2 separate regions of the Homo sapiens genome follow, and region 1 is linked to region 2. A link is a loop called in an ENCODE intact Hi-C map of the cell type or tissue named here. Cell type or tissue: adrenal gland. All regions are shown on one strand. Each heading gives the region's core, and the rest is flanking DNA. Links, peaks and the distances in the headings are about the cores only. Region 1 has its middle 6.2 kb from the start of TMC5. Region 2 overlaps TMC5 (transmembrane channel like 5).

Region 1 (8,331 bases), core at 32-8,031, 63 kb before region 2:
GGGCTTTTCCTTAGTTCAGCTAAAGATAGGGTTTTTTGTCCCATGATCATGAAAATTCAGGCTCACAGGCAATTTGAATGGTGGGTAAGACAGGGTTTTATTGGGTGAAAAGGGAAGAAAAGGGGAAACAGGGACTCTTACTGGGCCAGAGTCTCTGTTAGAGCACTTCCTACCTGGCCATTCAAATCCCAGTTTCCACACAGAAAGAGGAGGGGCCAGGCTTCTCCCTGCTGCAAACAGCACAAACTTCTGTGGCTCCTCCCAGTGTGCAGGCCAGTTGGAGAGGCTGGAGATTATTGAGGGACCTCCTCTCACCTGGCTGTCTAACTATTATTGCCCTCATTTTACAGATGAAGAAACTGAGGCAGAGAGATTAAGTAATTTGCCCAAGATTATGAAGCTAGTAAGGATATAGCAGACCTGGAATTCAAAGTCAAATAGTATGGCTTCAGAGTCCCTGCACTTAACTACTATGTTAATTAAGTAATTCATTGAATTATTTCTTATTACATGTTGGCTGTTGCTGTCATCATTATTATTTTCTTTTTCACCTTTTAACATTAAAAAAAATTTTTTTTGAGACAGGGTCTCGCTCCATTGCCCAGGCTGGAGTGCAGTAGTGCAGTCATAGTTCATGACAATCTCAAACTCCTGGGTTCAAGCAGTCCTCCTGCCTCAGCCTTCTAAGTAGCTGGGGACTATAGGCCTCTGCCATCATGCCCCCATTATCCTTGATTCTATTTACAAAGCAGAAAAGATCAAATGGACAGATAACTGTATTATATACAAGAAATTAGACTTGCCATGTGACCTCCCAACTTTGACTTTGACTCAGATGCTCACTGAAGCATTATTTCCTTAGGGAAACCTTCCCTGACACTGGGAGAATGCCCCTAATTATAAATTCTTACAACATTATATACCTCTTCTTGGTTGCAATAATCATAATTACATTTATGTCATTGTAAGGACATAATGACATTTCAATATTGTGGTAAAAACACACGTTATTAAATTTACCAGTCTTAATTATTTTTAACTGTATGGTTCATCAGTGTGAAGTATAGGAAGTATTCACATTTTGTAACAGATCTCTAGAATGTTTTCACCTTGAAAAACTGAAGTTCTATGTTCATTGCACACAAATTATCTCCCTCCTCCTTTCTCTAAGCCATTGGCAACCACCTTTCTCCTTTCTGTTTCTATGATTTTCATTGCTTTAGGTACATCCAATGATTGAAATCATACAGTATTTGCCCTCCTGTGCCTGGCTTATTTCGCTTAGCATGATGTCCTTGAGGTTCATCCACGTGGTAGTATGTGATAGGATTTCCTTCTTTTTTAAGGCTGCACAATACTCCATTGTATGTATGTAACCACATTGTCTTTACCCATTCATCTGCTGATGGACATTTAGTTTGCTTTTAATGCTTGACTATTGTGAATAATGCTGCAATAAACATGGGTGTGCAAATATCTTTTGTTGTTGTTGTTGTTTTGTTTTGTTTTGTTTTTGAGGCAGGGTCTTCCTTTGTTGCCTGGGCTAGAGTGCAGTGGCACGATTACTGTTCACTGCAGCCTCCACCTCCCAGGCTCAAGCCATCCTCGTACCTCAGCCTCCTGAGTAGTTGGAGCTACAGGCATGTGCCACCATGCCTGGCTAATTTTTGTATTTTTTTGTGGAAACTGGGTTTCACCATGCTGCCCAGGCTGGTCTCAAACTCCTGGGCTCAAGTGATCCACCTGCCTCAACCTCCCAAAGTGCTGGAACTACAGGCCTGAGCTATGATGCCTGGCCCGGATGTCATTTTGAGACCTTGCTTTGAATTTTTTTAGATATATACCTTTCTGTTTTTGTTTTTTTGCCACTATACTGTTTTCCACGGTGGCACCCAATTTGCATTCCCACCGACAGTGCACAATTTCTCCACATCCTCATCAACACTTATTTTTTGTTTGTTTGTTTTTGTTTTTTGATAGTGGCCAGCCTAGTAGATGTGAGCTGGAAATGTTGCGGGATTTTTTTTTTTTTTTTTTTGAGACGGAGTCTTGCTCTGTCGCCCAGAGCTGGAGAGCGGTGGCGCGATCTCGGCTCACTGCAAGCTCCGCCTCCCGGGTTCATGCGATTCTCCTGCCTCAGCCTCCCGAGTAGCTGGGACTACAGGCTCCTGCCACCATGCCCGGCTAATTTTTTTGTATTTTTAGTAGAGACGGGGTTTCACCATGTTAGCCAGGATGGTCTCGATCTCCTGACCTCGTGATTCGTTGGCCTCGGCCTCCCAAAGTGCTGGGATTACAGGCTTGAGCCAGTGCGCCTGGCCTGTTGCGGGATTTTTAAGGAATCACAGAGACCTATGGGGTTCAGGAGGATATTTATTAATTATTTAGGTGCACCGGCCCAGTCGGATTAACATCCAAAGGACTGAGCACTGAACAAAGAGTTAAGTTAACTTTTAAGCATTTCGTAGGGGTAGGGAGATCTGTGCAGGGGGAAGCATACTACAGAAGCGAGAAACAAAGGCAGTTATTCAATTGAGACATGCATTACATCATTTCTTACTTTTCAAGGAAAAACATGTTTTGTTACTTGAGTTTATCTGTCTAGTGACCTTGCAGCTACACAGCTAGGGAATCAGGGTCTTCACAATGCCTGGGAAAGGAGGGGAGAGAAGGCTCACTAGCCACAGAAAAATAGGCAGTTAGTTTTAAAAGGACTCCAGCTCTTTCTCTTTCTCAGGGGGAATTGAGTTTTCTTACATACAACTGAGTTTCTGCTTATACACTCTTTAATTTCTTTTAATTCCTGTTCCAATATCTCATTATGGTTTTGATTTGCATTTATCTCGTAGTTACTGATAATCATTAGAGGACTTGCATCTCTCAGGATTAGATGATGTGGCTCTTGGCCAGAGTTTTGGAGAGCACAGCCCTGGCCCATGAGCCTGCTGGGTCCTCCGAGCGCCGCCCCACCCAGGCCTGCGCGGCGTCTGGTGGCCATCAGGTAAGGCTGGGTCATGGAAAGAAAGAATGAATGCAGACTACGGGCGGTGAATAGAGGTCTCGGATGCCAGCAGGCGTCCCAACCCAGCAGGAACTGGCTCAATTCTCAGAAGAAAGCGATCGGCCCCGAGGCAGGAAGGCCGGCTCCGGTGCAGGGAGCGCCGCCTGCGGGCTGCTTCGGGCCAGGGTCGACCCGAGGGCCAGCGCAAGCAGCGGCAACAGGAGCGCCAGGAGGTGAGGCGGGTTCGCCAGGAGTGGGGCCAGCGCCCGGGCTGCCAGCCTAGCAGGGGCGTCTTGGCGGAGCCCCCTCGCCGGCTCCCAGAGAGGCTGGGAAGAACTGGGAGGGGTGTCCCCAATGCGGGGCGCCCAAGCGTGGCAGCACGGGCTGGGAGCGGGGAGCCAGCGGGGTGCGGCGCCGGAGTGCGGGGAGAACCACCAGGCGCCGGAATTGGGGAGCACGTGGAGGGGGCAGCGGCTCCAGCCCCAGACCGCCGCGCTCTGTCACTTTGCATTAAGAAAGCTTCCGGGGAATGCACACGGCCTGGCCGCCGCCTTCGTGCAGCCCGCCCTGCAGGTGCAGGAAGAAAAGAATAATCGCACCCGTTTCTCAGGTGCTTACTTCACCATGTCCGATCCGGTAAGTTTTTTATCTGAGCAGCGGCCTGGGTGAGAGCGAACATGAGCTTTGGAAGCGCACTATTTGTGTGTTGTGCATCTCTGGACAGGTTACTTATGCTCTCTGGGCTCCAGTTTCCACACCTGTTTAAAAAAACAAAAGGAAAAAGAAAGGTTAAAATTAGACTTCCCTCACAGAGATTCTGTGAGCCTTGTTTGCTTCCTAAATGTTAGATGTTGTTATTTCTCCTGGGGTAATCTACGAAATAGGGTCTCCTGGTCCTATTTTACCCTTGGGAGATCCAGTTTCAGACAGTTAAGTAACTTGACCACAGCAATTAAATGGAAACTGTGGGATTTGAACTCAGGAAGTCAAACTCCGGAGACTGAATATTATCTAATCCAGGTCCCACCATTTCTCAGAAGGGTGAACTTGGGTTTGCCACTTCTGGGATCCTTTTCCCTATCTGTGAAACAGGTGCAATAATAGTAGCTTGCCTATGGGGTTGTGAAGATCTACTGAGCTAACCCACATACGTGTCCCCCTACTAATGTGTGCATTCCAGAAGGGTAGGATTTTTTTTGTTTTGCTTGCAGATACATCCCCAGTGCCTGGCACACAGTAGATGTCCTATAAATACTTGTTGAATGAATAAGGGGCATGTGTTACCTTTTATCCTTTCAATAACCCCTGCTAGTTCCAGACTGCAGATTAGGAGACAAAGGTTCAAAGAGGTTGAATAAGTCACCCCATGTTACCTGGGTGGTCTGTAGAGGAGTCTGTGTGATCTTGACATGCAATCCAGGTTCCATCACCTCCTAGCACAGTGAATGTGGCAGTTATCTGATTCTTCTGTGCCTCAGTTTCCTTATCTGTAAAATGAGGACAATAATGGCACCTATCCTATAGGGTTTTTGTGGGATTTTTTTTTTTTGAATTGTTGTCTCGCTCTGTTGCCCAGGCTGGAGTGCAGTGTTGTGATTGTAGCTTATGCAGCTTCAACCTCCCAGGCTCAGGCGATCCTCCTGCCTCAGCCTCCCGAGTAGCTGGGACCAAAGGCACGCACCACCATGCCTGGCTAATTTTTTAAATTTTTGTAGAGATGGGGGTCTCACTATGTTGCCCAGTCCAGCCTTGAACTTCTGGGCTCAAAAGATCCTCCTGCCTCAGCCTCCTAAAGTGCTGGGATTACAGGCATGAGCCACCAAGCCCGACTTTCTTTTTTTTTTTGAGACAGTCTCGTTCTGTTGCCCAGGCTGGAGTGCAATGGTGCAATCTCAGCTCACTGCAACCGCTGTCTCCCAGGTTCAAGCAATTCTCCTGCCTCAACCTCCCAAGTAGCTGAGATTACAGGTGCCCACCACCAGGCCTGGCTAATTTTTTTGTATTTTTAGTAGAGATGGGCTTTCATCATGTTGGCCAGGCTGGTCTTGAACTCCTGACCTCAGTTGATCCACTCGCCTCAGCCTCCCAAAGTGCTGGGATTACAGGCGTGAGCCACCGCACCCAGCCCGAGCCCACCCTTTTGTGGGGATTAAAGATGAAACACTCGGAACAGTGCCTGGCACTTAGTAGGTGCTCAATCAACATTAGCTACAGTAAATGCTGTGACCGCCCTCTACAGGAGTGGGGGAATGGCACAGTAGTTGCATCCATAAAGCACTTTTTCCTTGAACCCCTTCTCATCTATTTATTTATTTAGTTTTAGAGACTGAGTCTTGCTCTGTTGCCCAAGTTGCAGTGCAGTGGCACAATTGTAGCTCACTGCAGCCTTAAAGTCACGGCTCAAGCGATCCTCCCACCTCAGCTTCCTGAGTAGCTGGGACTACAGGTGCTCGCCTCTACACCCAGCTGATTTTTTAATTTTTTGTAGAGACAAGGTCTGGCTGTGTTGCCCAGGCTGGTCTCAAACTCCTGGCCTCAAGCAATCATCCTGCCTCAGCCTCCCAAGTAGCTAGGGCTTTAGGCGCACCCTACCACCCGCTTCTCATCTAGACAGTCACCTTGCAGGGATCTCCACCTGTCAAAGTTTTGGAGAGTTCTGTGTTCTGGTAGGACAAATGCTGCCTTTAAGTGTGCCAGGGCAGGCTGGGCATGGTTACTCAAGCCTGTATTCCCAGCACTTTGGGAGGCCAAGGTGGGCAGATCACTTGAGTCCAGGAGTTCCAGACCAGCCCAGAGAACACGGCAAGACCTCGTCTCTACTAAAAGTACAAAAATTAGCTGGGTGTGGTGGTGCATGCCTGTGGTTCCAGCTACTCGGGAGGCTGAGGCACAAGAATTGCTTGAGCCCGGGAGGCAGAGATTGCAGTGAGCTAAGATTGCGCCACTGCATTCCAGGCTAGGCGACATTGCCAAACCCTGCCTCAAAAAAAAAAAAAAAAAAAAAAAAAAAAAAAAAAAAGCCAGGGCAGTTTCTGGGGACAGTAAGGCTGGCATGGGATGGGAAGGGCATTGTGCTTTCCTCTTAGTGGGAGGCACTACATCCTTTAATATGGTACTTGGTGGATGAGGAATCCTAGCCTTTTAACATAATCATAGTCTTTCATGCCTGTTCTGCTTACCATGTGTCTGATATTGTGCTTAGTCCCAGCCCTAGTCATCTACAGAACTCAGGCTCCAGAGCCAGACCTCCTGGGTTAAAATCCTGCCTCTGCCACTTTCTTGCCTCTGCCACTTTCTTGCTGTGTGACCTTGGGCCAAGTTACTTAACCTCTCTGTGCTTCAAATGACTCATCTGTAAACTGGGATGATTCTAGTAGTACCTAACTCATAGGGCTGCTGTGAGGATTAAATACAACCCACACATAGACGGTGACAGAACAATGTAAGGATAAATGTTGGCCACTTACGTATTACAATGACTTCCATTTTATAGCTGAGGAAACTGAGTCAGGCTCAGGGAAATTCATAACCCATCCAATGACATAGAACTATCCTTCCTGTTCCAGCGTCTGCTCATTTATTTTCATTTCCCTCTTAATTCATGCCCCCCTCATTGTACCCCCTAATTCAATCATCAGCCTCTATCTAGGGTCCCTGCTTTCTGTGTCTGGGGCTCCCACATCTGCTGCTTCCAGAAGGTTCTCCCTCTTTCTCACTTCCCAAACTTGAGGAGCTCCCAGTGACCTTGGAAATAGATCTTTTTCTTTGACTGTTCCTGTTGTTTTCTCCAATTACTAACACAATACTCATGCAAATTATTTTAAAAATTTATTTATAAAAATATTTTCATAGAAGGTGAAAAACTCTGCTAATTCACCCTCTGGTGATAACTGCTGCTTGGAGTTTCATGTGTGTTATTCCAGATTTCTCCCTCTCCTCCTGGGTGTAATAATACAGATTATTTTTACTTATCTTTTAAAAAGATGTGACCGTGCTATTCATACTGTGTGCAATTCACAGGAGACAATTTTCAAGATTTCACTTATTTTTTGAAAAAGTTACACTGCCACGTGGTATAAAACCCCAAAGAGACCAGGCACAGTGGCTTGTAATCCCAGAACCTTGGGAGGCTGAGGCGGGAGGATCGCTTGAGATCAGGAGTTCGAGACCAGCCTAGGCAACATAGGGAGACCACCCCCCGATCTCGACAAAAAAGAGAAATTAGGTGGGCATAGTGGTGAGTTCCTGTAGTCCCAGAGCCTTGGGAAGCTGAGGCAGGAGGATCGCTTGAGGCCAGGAGTTCGAGACCAGCCTAGGCAACATAGGGAGACCCCATCTTGACAAAAAAGAGAAACTAGGTGGGCATAGTGGTGAGTTCCTGTAGTCCCAGCTGCTCAGGAGGCTGAGGCTTAGGCAAGAGGATCGTTTGAGCCCAGCCTGGGTGACAAAGCAAGGCTCTATCTCTAAAAAAGAAAAATGGAAAAAATCCAAAGGATATCTAAGCAAATACTGAAAAGTATCTCCCTCCATATCTATCTCCAGCCACCCAGTTTCTCACTCTGGAAGCAACCAGTATTGCCAACTTATTGTCTACCTGCAGACAAGAAACGTATAATTACAGTTTATAGGGCATATATGTGTCATAAACCGAAATATGTAAAAATATGGTATAGTTTCTAGAAGAGGAGAAACAGAGGGGAGAAAACTCTATTAGAGAAAATGTTGAGTTGCTGATTTCCTTGTCCCACGCAATGGAGAGCGAGGAGACACTGTCCATGGAACTAGGTAACATTTAGAGCAGTGGTTCTCAGGGGGAGGCAGTTTTGCCTCCCAGGGGATATTTGCCCATTCCTGAAGACATTTTTGGTTGTCGTAGCTTGCAGATGGGGTGGGGTTGGGGTGTCCTCCTGGTATCTAATAGATAGAAGCCGGACATACTGCTAAACACCCTACAATGCACAGAGCAGTCCCCCCAGCTCCCCACAACAGGCAGTTGTCTGGCCCCAAATGACAGTACTGCCAAGGTTGAGAAATCCTGACTTATAGCTACAAAAGAATCAAAATCACTGCTTTGACTTCTTGCCAGGAGCTCGTTTGGCGCAGCTCCACAATGATTGGCAGGCAGAACCGCACGATCCAGGTGTTCCTAGAGTCAAATGCTGCCAGGTACTGCCCTTTCACCCCAGTAATGACAGCTCTTGGGGCAAACCAAACTGTCTTCTTGGAAACCACCACCCTCCTCCTCTCATTTCCTCTGATCATACAATTTATAACTCAGGTCTCTTCCACAGGAGAAAATTCCATTTCTCCATTGGAAAGCCACTGTTTTG
Region 2 (8,331 bases), core at 234-8,233:
AAAAATCCTACAATGCGTAGAACAGCACCTGCAGCAGAGAATTATGCAGCCCACCATGTCAATAGTGCAGAGGTTGAGAAACCCTGGTCTATAGACACAAACTTATTAAAAAAAAAAAAAAAAAAAAAAAAAAAAGCAGCTGGGCATGGTGGCTCATGCCTCTAATCCCAGCAATTTGGGAGGACGAGGCAGGCATATCATGAGGTCAGGAGTTCACGACCAGCTTGGCCAACATGATGAAACCCCATCTCTACTAAAAAAAGGACAAAAAAGTAGCCGGGCGTGGTGGCGGGCACCTGTAATCCCAGCTACTCAGGAGGCTGAGGCTGGAGAATCGCTTGAACCCAGGAGGCAGAGGTTGCAGTGAGCCAAGATCGCGCCACTGCACTCCAGCCTGGGCAACAAGAGTGAAACTCCATCTCCAGAAAAAAACAAAGAGCAAGCTGATTTTATAAATAAAGGGGCTTTAAATTTTTTTTTTTTATGATTTTCGAGACAAGGTCTTGCTCTGTCACCCAAGCTGGAGTGCAGTGGTGCAATCATAATTCACTGCAGTGTCGACCTCCTGGGATCCAGTTAGCCTCTCCCACCTCAGCCTGCTGAGTAGTGGGGACTATGGGTGCACACCACCATGCCCAACTAATTTTTAAATTTTTTGTAGAGAGAGAATCTCACTATGTTGCCCAGGCTGGTCTTGAACTCCTGGGCTCAAGTGATCCTCCCACCTCGGCCTCCCAACATGCTGGAAATTCAGGTGTGAGCCACCAAACCCAGCCAAATAAAGGGGCTTCAACAAGAGGGTTGCAGATGTGAGCTTCTTTCTCAGTGTAGATACCCAACCTTATTCTTCAAGAAAGAATTTTGTGACCTCAGTGTGCTTTTCTTAAGAACATGGTCCCGATCTATTAATTCCAACTGTTTCTGAAAGATGGAAGCAGTGTTTGGAGATTCTTGGCCCATTTCAGAGTCCTCTATGGGTCTCCCATAATCCATGTTCATCATGAATGTTCCCCCTCTCTCTCACCTGTGGATTTGGGCTGGATTCATGTCTCTGGATGTGGCAAGCATTCCCTGGGGATCTTTGCTAGCAGTGGAGAGGGATCTCTGGATAAACTTGACTTTCATTTATTTTTATTTATTTGTTTATTTATTTATTTGTTGTTTGAGACAGAGTCTCACTCTGTCGCCCAGGCTGGAGTGCAGTGGTGCCATCTCTCCTCACTACAACCTCCACCTCCTGGGTTCAAGTGATTCTCCTGCCTCAGCCTCCCGAGTAGCTGGGATTACAGGCATGCACCACCACGCCCGGCTAATTTTTGTATTTTTGGTAGAGGCGGGGTTTCACCATGTTGTCCAGGCTGGTCTCAAACTCCTGACCTCAAGTGATCCACCCGCCTTGGCCTCCCAAAGTGCTGGGATTACAGGCGTGAGCCACCATGCCCAGCCATAAACTTGACTTTCTTATGTTTCTAGGAGAACCTGTCAGAGCTCCGTCAGGAGAATTCCAAGTTGACGTTCAATCAGCTGCTGACCCGCTTCTCTGCCTACATGGTAGCCTGGGTTGTCTCTACAGGAGTGGCCATAGCCTGCTGTGCAGCCGTTTATTACCTGGCTGAGTACAACTTAGAGGTAACCAACACCAGGGTCCAGGGCAGAGAGAACCAGGTGAAGGGATGAGATGCTGGAGGGGAAGGGTGGTGTGCAGCCTACGGTTCAACCCAGGATCTATGGCCAGCAGCATCAGCACTAGCAGAGAACTTGTTAAAAATGCAGGGGTGAGGCACAGTGGCTTACACCTGTAATCCCAACACTCTGGGAGGCCGAGGCAGGAGGATCACCTGAAACCCAGGAGTTCGAGACCAGCCTGGGCAACATGGAGACTTCATCGCTAAAAAAATTTTAAAAATTAGCCTGTCACGGTGGTGTGCACCTGTAGTTCTGGCTACAGTGGTGGTCATTCATTGGTGACTACAGTTTCACATGAATGGAGCTCAGCTGTGTCGTTTCACAGCCCTGGGGCCAGGCCTTGCCTTGTTTGATCTCAGTTAATTCTTGCAACATCTCTATGAGTCATGTGATCATCTCTCCATTGTACAGATGGAGAAAAGGGGCTCAGAGAAGCTAAGGATCTGGCCCCAGGCCTTGCAGCTTACGTGTGGGGAGGGAGCCGCATTGGAACCCAGGTTACCCTGGCTCCAAAACTACCACCAAAAATGCAAGTGGTGCTTTTGAACCATCCAGAGGTAGACGGAGGTAGGGTGAGGCCATGCAGGGAGGATATGGGAATGTGAGATATCAGATAAATTCATTGGAATCCCTGACTCCAAGGCCCATGGAAGGATGCCTAGCAGAAGTGCAGTCCCGGCTCCACTCCCAGCCAAATGCCAGAGTGCTGCCTCCTCCTGGAGGCCCAGTGCCTCTCCCAGCCTCACACAAAAGTGCAGCACAGGGCCAGGCACAGTGGCTCACGCCTGTAATCCCAGCACTTTGGGAGGCCGAGGCAGGCAGATCACTTGAGATCAGGAGTTTGAGACTAGCCTGGCCAACATGGTGAAACCCCGTCTCTACTAAAAATACAAAAATTAGCTGGGTATGATGGTGCACCCCTGTAATCCCAGCTACTCGGGAGGCTAAGGCAGGAGAATCACTTGAACCTCGGAGGCAGAGGTTGCAGTGAGCCGAGATCGTGCCACTGCACTCCAGCCTGGGCAACAGAGCGAGACTCCGGCTCAAAAAAAAAAAAAAAAAAAAAAAAAAAAAAAAAAAACCAGCAGCACGGGCTAGCAGAGACACGCCAACCCCCTAATTCAGAACTCAGAGAGAGGTGAAGCCTGGTGAAAATGAACAAGGCCACTTATGCTAAACAGGAGGGAGCACATCCTCATTGCCCTGGGCATCTTGGTAAAAAAGGGAAAGCCACAGAATGATTGTTCGAGCTCAGGCTCCTGAGTCAGACACACCTAGGCTCCAATCTGCCACTTCCTTGCTGGGTGACCCTGGGCAAGTGTCTTCCCCTCCCTGAGCCTCAGTTTGCTTGGCACGGGGTAAGGAAATTAATGGTAGCTTAACAAAATAGTTAACCTAGCCGGGCGCGATGGCTCATGCCTGTAATCCCAACACCTTGGGAGGCCGAGGTGGATGGATCACCTGAGGTCGGGAGTTAGAGACCAGCCTGGCCAACATGGGGAAACCCCATCTCTACTAAAAATACAAAAATTAGCTGGGTATGTTGGTGCGTGCCTGTAATCCCAGCTACTCTGGAGGCTGAGGCAGGAGAACCACTTGAACCGAGGAAGTGGAAGTTTCAGTGAGCTGAGATCGCGCCACTGCAGTCCAGCCTGGGCAACACGGTGAGACTCCATCTCAAAAAAATTAAAATAAATAAATAGATAAATAGTTAACCGCAGAGGAGCTACTTCTCGGGTTTTCTATCATGGGAGACTTTTGAGTGAAGCAGAAAGGGGTACAGTGTACAAGTCAGCCCTCCGTTCTCTCCCCCATCCCCTGCAGTTCCTGAAGACACACAGTAACCCTGGGGCGGTGCTGTTACTGCCTTTCGTTGTGTCCTGCATTAATCTGGCCGTGCCATGCATCTACTCCATGTTCAGGCTTGTGGAGAGGTACGAGATGCCACGGCACGAAGTCTACGTTCTCCTGATCCGGTAGGTGATGTGTCGCGCCCAACACCAGCCTCTATTTCCACAGAGAGAAGTGGGATGGCAGCTAGAAAGGATTATGCTTTAGTATCAAAGTTTTTTCTCCAGAGAGGAAGAATTTCAAAAGTAAGGTGTGGCTGGGCGTGGTGGCTCATGTCAGTAATCCCAGCACTTTGGGAGGTTGAGTGGGGAGGATCACTTGAGACCAGGAGTTCGAGAACAGCCTGGGCAACATAGCCGGATGCTGGCTCTACAAAAAGCTGGATGCAGTGGCATGCACCTGTTAGTGCCAGCTACTCAGGAGGCTGAGGTGAGAGGATCACTTGATCCCAGGAGTTTGAGCTTACCTATGATTGCACCACTGCACTCCAGCCTGCGTGACAGAGCAAGACCCTGTCTTAAACAACAACAAAAGAGTGAAGTGTGTTTGTGTGGTGTGGGCTTTTGCTCAAAGTCATGGCTTGATTGCTTTCCTAATTGCTACCAGCAGGGGATTGATGTAGTTCTCAAGTATGGGATGTACAGATGGGCAGGCAGTGCACGCACAAAGGCTCCTGGGCTGAGGACGGGACTGAAATCATCCAGCGTTCCCCTTAGTCAAGCTGTGAGTCCTGGTACCCACTGCCTCAGGCGGGAGGAAGGGCCCATTTTTGTAATTCCACCACCCAAACAAAGGTGGGAGGAGTGCTTTGGGCAACTCACTGGCACCCATGGGGTGCCTTTTTGTGATTCCCACAAAGGCATCATACGTGCTAGAAGTGATCCCAGAGTTTTGATACACAAAGCCTGGAACTGCCCAAATTTTGTCCCTCTAGTTTCTTCCCTTACTCGTTCCTGGTTATGGTGGGGTTTATAAGTACAGGTCTGTAGGCCGGGCATGGTGGCTCATGCCTGTAATCCCAGCACTTTGGGAGGCCAAGGCAGGTGGATCACCTGAGGTCAGGAGTTTGAAACCAGCCTGGCCAACATGGTGAAACCCCGTCTTTACTAAAAATACAAAAATTAGCTGGGCTTGGTGACGCATGTCTGTAATCCCAGCTACTTGAGAGGCTGAGGCGGGAGAATTTCTTGAACCTGGGAGGCGGAGGTTGCAGCGAACCGAGATCCTGCCACTGCACTCCAGCCTGGGTGACAGAGAGAGACTCCATCTCAGAAAAAAAAAAAAAGTGTAGGTCTGTACAATGCAGACTGAGTTTCTTTGCTGATCAGTTCCAGAGCCCTTGCCTTACCACGGTCTGTGAGATCCGGCTCCCGGCCAGCGCTCCAGCCTCATTTTCTCCCCATCCTTCCTGCTCACTGCCTGTCCCCGTCACAGACCTCCTAAGCGTTCACAAATATGCCAAACCATATTCCCACCTCTGGACCTTTGCATGGGCCTGGAATGTTCTTCCCACACATGACCACATGGCTTGCTTCTTGACTGCATTTTGCGTTCTTCAAACATCACCCTCGTGTTGCACTCTTCCTTGCACACCCCATTAAAAATAACAGCTCCCTACCACCTTTTCTCCTCTGCAGTATAATTTTCTTTCTTTTTTTTTTTTTTTTTTTTGAGATGGAGTCTCATTCTGTCGCCCAGGCTGGAGTGCGGTGGCATGATCTCTGCAGTATAATTTTCTTACCACTTCCTGACATATTTGTATTTATTTATTATCTTCCTCTCCCACAGTTTATGGGGAAATCTTTGCCTTGTTCACAGTGTCTGGGATATCATAGGTGTCCAAGAATGATTGGTGAATGAATAAGCAAATTGGTCAGTCAGTTGATTATATCCAATTCATATTATGAAAATTCCAGCCAGGTGCAGTGGCTCGTGCCTGTAATCCTAGCACTTTGGGTGGCCAAGGTGGGAGGATTGCTTGAGCCCAGGAGTTCAAGACCAGCCTTGGCAACATGGTGAGACTCCATTTCTATAAATATTTAAAAATTAGTCAGGCATGGTGGATTGCACCTGTAGTCCCAGCTACTCAGGTGGCTGAGGTGGGAGAAGTGCTTGAGCCCGGGAGGTCAAGGCTGCAGTGAGCCATGACCACACCACTGCACTCCAGTTTGGGTAACAGAGTGAGACCCTGTCGGAAGAAAGAAAGAGAGAAAGAGAGAGAGAGAAAGAAAGAAAGAAAACTCTGACTATATTCCTATGCCCTCATTATTCCCCACATCCCAGCCACCGATCCATGGTGCCACTTTTAAAAGTTTGTATAGAAGGGGAAATGTTAGGTCTCACTGCACCCCATAACCTTGCATATTGAGTATGATGGGCATAAAATACCATCTACTAGATGATGGAATTGTAAAGACTGAGGGGGATGATTCAATAAAGAGGTTGGCAGTGTACGCTGGGTCAGCACCCAATAAACATTATGTACATTTACTATCATTATAATGGGAAGTGAAATCAGATCATTTGGAGATGCAACAAAAGAGAATGTATCAGTCAGAATAAGTTAGGTTATACTGCAGTAACAACCCCCCAGATCTCAGTGGCTTCGAACACAAAGGTTTATTTCTTGCTCGTGTTATATACACAGTGTGGATTAGCAGGAGGGACCTTCTTATGTTAGTTACTGAGGGATCCAGGCTCAGAGAGAAGCAGCCATCTTGAATATCGTTGATCGCCATTCCAAAGGGAAGATGAGGAGTTCTGGAGAGTCTCACAGGGGCATTAAGTGCTCCAGCTTAGAAGTGACACACATTAGCTGGGTGTGGTGGCTCACGCCTGTAATCCCAGCACTTTGGGAGGCCGAGGCGGGTGGATCACGAGGTCAGGAGATCGAGACCATCCTGGCTAACATGGTGAAATCCCGTCTCTACTAAAAATACAAAAAAAATTAGCCAGGTGTGGTGGCGGGCGCCTGTAGTCCCAGCTACTCGGGAAGCTGAGGCAGGAGAATGGCGTGAACCTGGGAGGCGGATCTTGCAGTGAGCTGAGATCGCGCCACTGCACTCCAGCCTGGGTGACTGAGCAAGACTCCGTCTCAAAAAATAAAAAAAAAAGAAGTGACACACATTGCTTCTGTTCACAATTCATTCACTGGAACTAGCCATGTGCCCCCCTCCAACCACAGGGGCCAGGAATTTCTATCTTACCATGTGCCCCAAAGGAGCTATTTGCAGACAGAATGAAAGACTGCCATTGAAGGTAATCATAAATGTTGTCTCTTCTGTTTAGAAACATCTTTTTGAAAATATCAATCATTGGCATTCTTTGTTACTATTGGCTCAACACCGTGGCCCTGTCTGGTGAAGAGGTGAGATTCTATGCTTCTCTGCCTTAAGTTTGGTTTCTTAGCATTTGACCAACAGGGAGGACAGGGGTTTCTCAAGAGCCATCACACTCCGTATTTGGTATTAATCCCTTGTGGGAAGAGAATGAAAACTAATCTGGAAAGCAACATAAGGCAAAATGGGTCTCAACAAAAAAGCTCAGGTTCTAGAGTCAGGAGGACCTGATTTGAAGGCCAGCTGTGCTGTGTCATCTTCCGAGTCACTTAATCTCTTTGAGCCTCAGTTTTCTCATCTGTAAAATTGGGATTAAATGATATCATGTGTAGTATAAGTTCAGTGCCCAGCATATGCAATAGACACTAGTAATTTTAGTGCTAGTCTGTCCTAACAGCTTTGGGGTTGGACAAAATTCTTTTTGATCCTTGATGTTCTATTTTTCCTGTAACCTAGATACCCTGGGCTTTACCAATATGTAAACTCATAAATGCTGGCAGTAACAATTATGTCCTAATGCTGACTGTTTCTGGCCGTCCTTCACTTAACTACAGTTTCTAGTCTTCACTGACCTCAGAGAATGGGTGCCTGAGGGTGGTGTCCCATGTGGATTTAGGAACAAGCCAGCCTCCCTGGCCTTCTCATTGGGATGCCTCTGCCCCTGCTACTGCATCCCCCATGAGAATGTGCCTTCACATCACACAGCAATCCTTAGCTGATGGTCATTGTGAGCTCTCAGATACCCAGGATGCCCTGGGGTTGGAAGTAGAGTCAGGAATCAGGAGTCTCTCTCTATTTCTCTGTCACCCATTATTCCTGGGCCCTAAAATAGCTCTGTTGTGTCTATACTCAAACCATCTTACATGAACATGGCACCCTCAACTTCTCTCCCTAATTGTCGAAGAGATTCAAAATCAGCCCTCCAAGTTAGTATGGTTAGAGCAGATACCATATTCTTCTTCCATGCATTCATCCATTCATGCATCCATCCATCCATTCCCCCATCATTCATTTATCCATCCATGCATCTATTCATCTGTCCATCCATGTATCCATCTATCCATTCATTCATACATCCATCCACTTATCCATTTATCCATCCATGTATGGATCCATCCATCCATCCATATATTTATCTATTCATTCATGTATTCATCCATCCATTTATCTAACCATCCATCCATTTATTCATCCACGTATTCATTCATGCATGCATCCATCTATCTGTCAATTCATGTATTCATCCAGCCATCTATTCATCCATCCATTCATCCATCCATCTATATACCCATCTATCCACTCATCCATCATCCATCCATTTACCCATCCATCATCCATCCATCCTTGGGCTGTGCACCCAAAAGTTTCCTCTCCTCCTTCAGCCAAATCTAAAAGCTCCCAGTCTATCAGCTGATAGCACTGACTTCCTGCAGAAGTTCCTAGCCACTAGTTTCAT

Evidence for each region. Hi-C counts contacts between places; a loop is a spot of excess contacts. Peaks named below come from ENCODE experiments on the same cell type or tissue, not always from the same donor. Only the 100,000 strongest peaks of a DNase experiment are listed, where the experiment ranks them.
Region 1: a loop joins it to region 2, with 2.7 times the contacts of the local background. A loop is called at or near these places in 2 of 110 quality-filtered maps.

The regions. Positions count from the first base shown.
Region 1 is chr16:19,407,540-19,415,870 of GRCh38, forward strand. It overlaps a transcript of TMC5 not described here. Among named protein-coding and RNA genes, the nearest start is that of TMC5, 6.2 kb to the right of the region's middle. RefSeq lists a silencer at 3,214-3,293. In adrenal gland, for the core only: no CTCF peak of the experiment used is centred there; a DNase peak (open chromatin) is centred at 3,165; H3K4me3 peaks cover 819 bases; H3K27me3 peaks cover 4,052 bases.
Region 2 is chr16:19,470,615-19,478,945 of GRCh38, forward strand. TMC5 (transmembrane channel like 5) reads left to right here. Exons shown (of 22, transcript NM_001261841.2): 11 at 1,474-1,629; 12 at 3,511-3,662; 13 at 6,826-6,904. All of the region lies in intron 2 of TMC5-AS1 (TMC5 antisense RNA 1), which reads right to left. Among named protein-coding and RNA genes, the nearest start is that of TMC5-AS1, 13 kb to the right of the region's middle. In adrenal gland, for the core only: no CTCF peak of the experiment used is centred there; no DNase peak of the experiment used is centred there.